2 separate regions of the Homo sapiens genome follow, and region 1 is linked to region 2. A link is an interaction called in ENCODE POLR2A ChIA-PET data of the cell type or tissue named here. Cell type or tissue: K562. All regions are shown on one strand.

Region 1 (2,500 bases), 89 kb before region 2:
CTCGTCCTCCCAAAATGCTGGGATTAACAGGCGTGAGAGACCGCTCCGTGCCCCCGCTTTTTTTTTTTTTTTTTTTGAGGCTAGACTGCAGTGGCGCAATCACAGCTCTGTAGCCTTGACTTTGACTGCAGCCTTGACCTCCCAGGCTCAAGCGATCCTCCCACCACAGGTTGTACCCCAGTAGCTGGGACTATAGGCATGTGCTACCACCATGCCTGGCTAGTTTCATCTTTTTTTTTTTTTTTTTGAGACTGAGTCTCACTCTGTTGCCCAGGCTGGAGTGTAGTGGAACAATCTCGACTCACTGCAACCTCCGCCTCCCGGGTTCAAGTGATTCTCAGCCTCCTGAGTAGCTGGGATTACAGGCGCTCGCCACCATGCCCGGCTAATGGTTTTTTTTTTTTTTTTTAAGTAGAGATGGGGTTTCACCCTGTTGGTCAGGCTGGTCTCGAACTTCTGACCTCGTGATCCGCCCACCTCGGCCTCCCAAAGTGCTGGGATTACAGGCATGAGCCACTGCGCCCAGCCATACCTGGCTAGTTTCTTAAAACATTTTCTTGTAGAGATGGGGTCTTACTATGTTGGACAGGCTGATCTTGAACTCGTGGGCTCAAGTGATCCTCCTACCTCAGCCTTTCAAAGTGCTGGGACTACAGGTGTCAGCCACTGCGCCTGGCTGCTTGCTTTTTTTTTTTTTTTTGAGACAGAGTCTCGCTCTGTCGCCAGGCTGGAGTGCAGTGGTGTGATCTCGGCTCACTGCAACCTCCGCCTCCTGGGTTCAAGTGATTCTCCTGCCTCAGCCTCCCGAGTAGCTAGGACTACAGGCGTGTGCTACCACGCCCAGCTAATTTTTGTATTTTTAGTAGAGATGGGGTTTCATCATGTTGGCCAGGATGGTCTCGATCTCTTGAACCTCAATATCTGCCCGCCTCGGCCTCCCAAAATGCTGGGATTACAGGCGTGAGCCACCGCCGCCGGCCCCTGCTTGCTTTTTAAATGTCAACTCCAGGGCCCCTTTCCTTCTAACACTTTCCATACATGGTTATGGACTAATTGTCTTTCTTCATTCTATCTGCCAGCTTCCCTTTCTCCTCCTCTGTTTGACTTGGGGAATCTGCCATTCCTCTGTCCCCAGGAGTCCTTCCTCAGTGATTCTTTCTCCTGGTGTGTGAGGGGCAGGAAGTACCTCAGCAGGGGCAATGTTCCCAAACACTGCACGCTGAGCTGGAGTCCTGATTGCCAGCATCTGGAAGGAATACTCGGACCTGCCGGGTCCCACCCTCGAGGAAGACATGGCTTTACCTCTCCTTTGCATCCTCTTTGCTGGGGTGACTTGGTTGATTTCTGAAAAGACACAGGTTCAGTCTCCCCTGTGGAGCTGAGGCTGCCAGGACGCCTGTGCCTGGAACAGTGGGCAAAGATGTCAGGTGAGAGGGGAGGGCTGTGGTTGGCCTCAGGCCCTGAGTGTCTGAACACACGTCTTCCTAGCTCCTGTTCTGCAGGTTGTTTCCTGATTTATGTTGACAGAGCTGAGGGTGGACCTGACTCTCCTGCCGTAGCCTGGTCTTGCTTGGCTTTTCTGCGTGATGCCCAGGGAAGCCTGTGGGGCCCAGTGCCTGATACCGTACTGGGTTTAGCTCCTGCCATAGCTGTTTCCCTGAGCGTTAGGAAATTGTCCTCTGCCTCCTAGGTGGCTCCTTTCCTTCCACACAAGCCAGACTTTGTATATGAGGCTGAAGGGTCAGGGCCTAGTTGGAGGGCCGGGGAGAAGCTGCCTGGGCCTGTTGCCCCTAGTGGGGTTCAGAATGCTGCAGGTGTGCCCGGTGGGAGCATCGGCCAGGGAGGGGAGAGCCTATGTTGGATCTGGAGCCAGGATGGGGTACTGACCTAGGAGAATCCACCTGCCACATACAGGTATCACAACAGGTCCCTTGTTTCTGGATGGAGGGTCCTCATGGCCATCTTCCACACAACAGGACCACCCCTTGTTCTGTGCATGGTTCTGGGAGGCTTTTCTGCTTACATTAGTCCCTGTGGAGGTGGGACCTGAGCGCCCCCTGACTGTCCTCTCAGGCCCATCTCCTGGCCTGGCTGGCAGCTCCCTGGCCCTGGGGACCAGCCACTGCGGTGTGGGAGGCCGGGGCATTCCCACCAAGCCTGCACTTCTTGAGTAGAGGGCCCTGAGTGTCCTGGCCCTTGGTTGACTCAGGGCTGCTTTCCTCTGGCTGTGGGCACAGATGAGGTGCTGGTCTCATAACCACGGGGCTGCACACAGCAAGGACGTGGCACTGGAAAAAGTGTGATCTTGAGTTTTTCTTTTTTTTTTTTTTTGAGACGGAGTTTTGCTCTTGTTGCCCAGGCTGGAGTGCAATGGCACGACCTTGGGTCATTGGCAACCTCTGCCTCCCGAGTTCAAGCGATTCTCCTGCTTCAGCCTCCCGAGTAGCTGGGACTACAGACATGCACCACCACACCCAGCTAATTTTGTATTTTTAGTAGA
Region 2 (2,500 bases):
TGGTAGGATCACTAGAAGCCAGGAGTTTCAGACCAGCCTGGGCAACAAAGCAAGAACCCCGCTATCTCTACAAAAAATTTTAAAAAATTAGCGGAGTGTGGTGGCATGCGCCTGTAGTCCCAGCTACTCCAGAGGCTGAGGCAGGAGGATCACTTGAGCCTGGGAGGTCAAGGCTACAGTGCAGTATGATCCTACCTGTGAATAGCCACTGCATTCCAGCCTCCAGCCTGGGCAACAAATCAAGACCATGTCTTCAAAAAGAAAAAAAAAAAAAAAAGAATGTAAATAATCACGCTCCTTCTGAGATGTCTGCCTGCAAGGTGGGAATACGATGAGAGCCCCCAGGCATGAGGCTTCCTTCCTACCTTCCAGGCCCTTCTGAGTACTTAGATCAACTTAATCCTAACAACTATCCTACGAGAACTCCATTAGACAGAGAGGCAACTTGAGGCTCAGACTGTGAAGCAGATGGCCAAGGTCAGGCTGCTGGAAGCTGAAGAGCCAGGATTCAGGCTCAGGCTATAGCTCCGGAGCCCACGCCCCAGCCCAGGTGCTGCCCGCCCCAGTGCGCTACGGAGGGTCACACAGAGCCCAGCTGGCATCCCAAGCCTCTGCCCTCACGCTAGGCAGTCCCTGGGGAGATTGGATGAGGGGCTCAGGGACCCCCCATGCCCAATGTCCTGGCTCATTTGGGTAAACTAAGGCCTGGCAGAATGGAAGCCATTCTCATTACACCACAGGCCAGGGCCAAGTAGGCAGGGCTGGTGGGGGTGGGAGGCCGGCCATACCCACCTGTAGGCACATGCGGCTCCAAGGAGATGGCAGATGGGAGGGGTGGGGAGAGGCCTTGCATGGCACCCACTCCCACCTGTGCGGCACGAGAGGGAGGGAAGGAGCATCATTAACACGACATGGCCTCCTCCCCACTGCTCAGCCTCTCCCGGAGGATGGTGAGGGGGGAATCCATTATCGGGCAAAATAGCAGCTGCTGACGTGAAAATGAAATATAGATTCAATACCTGAGCCTTTCAGCTCACAAATCATGCCCCCGGCCCAGGTGACAGCCAGCACAGACGCCCAGCTCAGATAACAGAAGGGAGGAGATAGGTCGGGGACGGGGACAGACGGCACCTCCCCAACTCCCCAGCCCCTCCCCCTGGGGCTCAGGGACCCAAAGCAGGGACCAGGACCCAGGCTTGTCTCCCTCCTGTCCCTAGGTGGGTGACGCACCAACATGCCCGTGGCCTCCGGTGCACACACAGGGTCCCCAAGCAGGCAGCTGGAGGGCTGGGGTGCCTGGAGCTGCCCTGCCTGCAGTGATTGCGGACACGCCCCTCGCGAGGCACCGCAGGCTGCCACCCCCAGCTTGTGAACTGGGGGTGGCCCCAGAGCTGTTTGTTTTCCCTGACTGAGGGGCGGCTGTGCCACCCCCACACTCCTGAAATGGGTGATGAGGGGGTTGGGGGAGGAGCTGAGCGGCCCACTTCCTGCTGCTGTCCATTTAGCCAGCGGTTCGCTCGGCTTTTAGGAGGGGGCTGGCGGTGAACCCATCCCCGTTACAATGCACTCAGGGACCCTGACAACTAATTTAATTTAAAACAGCCTTGCAATAAAAGCTCAGAACGGAAAACCGCCGGTCTTGGGGGTTATTTAACAAATTGCCTCACAGATAAATACATTAAAATGATTCTCAAACCGGAGCCGGGCGAAGTTGAAGTAAAATTAAGAAAGTTGAATCAAAATGTAAATTAATGGCATTAAGATATGGCGTTCAAATTGGCAGGACTCACGCTTCGGGAGTGTTGGCAACGGTTCTGCCTTCTGTTCAGGTGATGTGGCACCTCCACGCGGTGTCAGAAACCCCTTCAGTCCCAGGCATTGGGGAGCTGGTGGCAAGGCCACCCCAACCCCACCCAGCACCCGCCTGTCCCACTCTTCCGCCTTTGGGGACAGTGATGCCTACCAGGCCCTGGCAGGCTCAGGCCCAGCTGCCCGCATGCCCTAGTAGCTGTAAAATGGAGGTATCTACTGCATTGACCTCACCAGCTGCTAGCAAGGAATAAAAGAGTCTGGGCACGGTAAGGGCTGGCACAGATTGGAGCCCTCCACAAACATGAGGTCCTAGGATAACGATGGTTGTCTCCCTTGCACATATTTACTGCCGATTACTCTTACAGAGCCCCGCATTCCCATTTGATTGGCAGATAAACTGAAGCCAGGGAAGCCCAGGCAGAATAGATAGGGTTCCATGTGCAGAGGGGCTTTTGTCTCTACCCCCTCCAGCCTGCACCAAGGGTCCTGATCTCACGTGTCTGTCTCTCCCAGCTGAGGGCAGAGAAGCTGCAGCTGGGACAGCTGCTAGCCTGGGAGCCCAGATAATGGGCTCAGAACCTGGGAGCACCCCCATGGGCATGCTCCCCCATCCTTTGTGGGCCTGTGTCACTGAGCAGCCCTCCCAGCCTGGTTGAGTGAGCCTCGGCCTTCCCCGGAGGTTCACAGA

The links. ChIA-PET counts read pairs that join two places held together with the same protein. Peaks named below come from ENCODE experiments on the same cell type or tissue, not always from the same donor. Only the 100,000 strongest peaks of a DNase experiment are listed, where the experiment ranks them.
Region 1: POLR2A ChIA-PET joins it to region 2 with 8 read pairs; 2 of 35 experiments call an interaction of 5 or more read pairs at or near these places.

The regions. Positions count from the first base shown.
Region 1 is chr11:63,977,536-63,980,035 of GRCh38, forward strand. No RefSeq gene overlaps it. Among named protein-coding and RNA genes, the nearest start is that of COX8A, 4.2 kb to the left of the region's middle. RefSeq lists enhancers at 1-413, 1,090-1,767. In K562, no CTCF peak of the experiment used is centred here; no DNase peak of the experiment used is centred here.
Region 2 is chr11:64,066,383-64,068,882 of GRCh38, forward strand. The region is part of intron 3 of MACROD1 (mono-ADP ribosylhydrolase 1); the gene reads right to left. All of the region lies in intron 1 of FLRT1 (fibronectin leucine rich transmembrane protein 1), which reads left to right. Among named protein-coding and RNA genes, the nearest start is that of FLRT1, 32 kb to the left of the region's middle. In K562, no CTCF peak of the experiment used is centred here; a DNase peak (open chromatin) is centred at 1,124.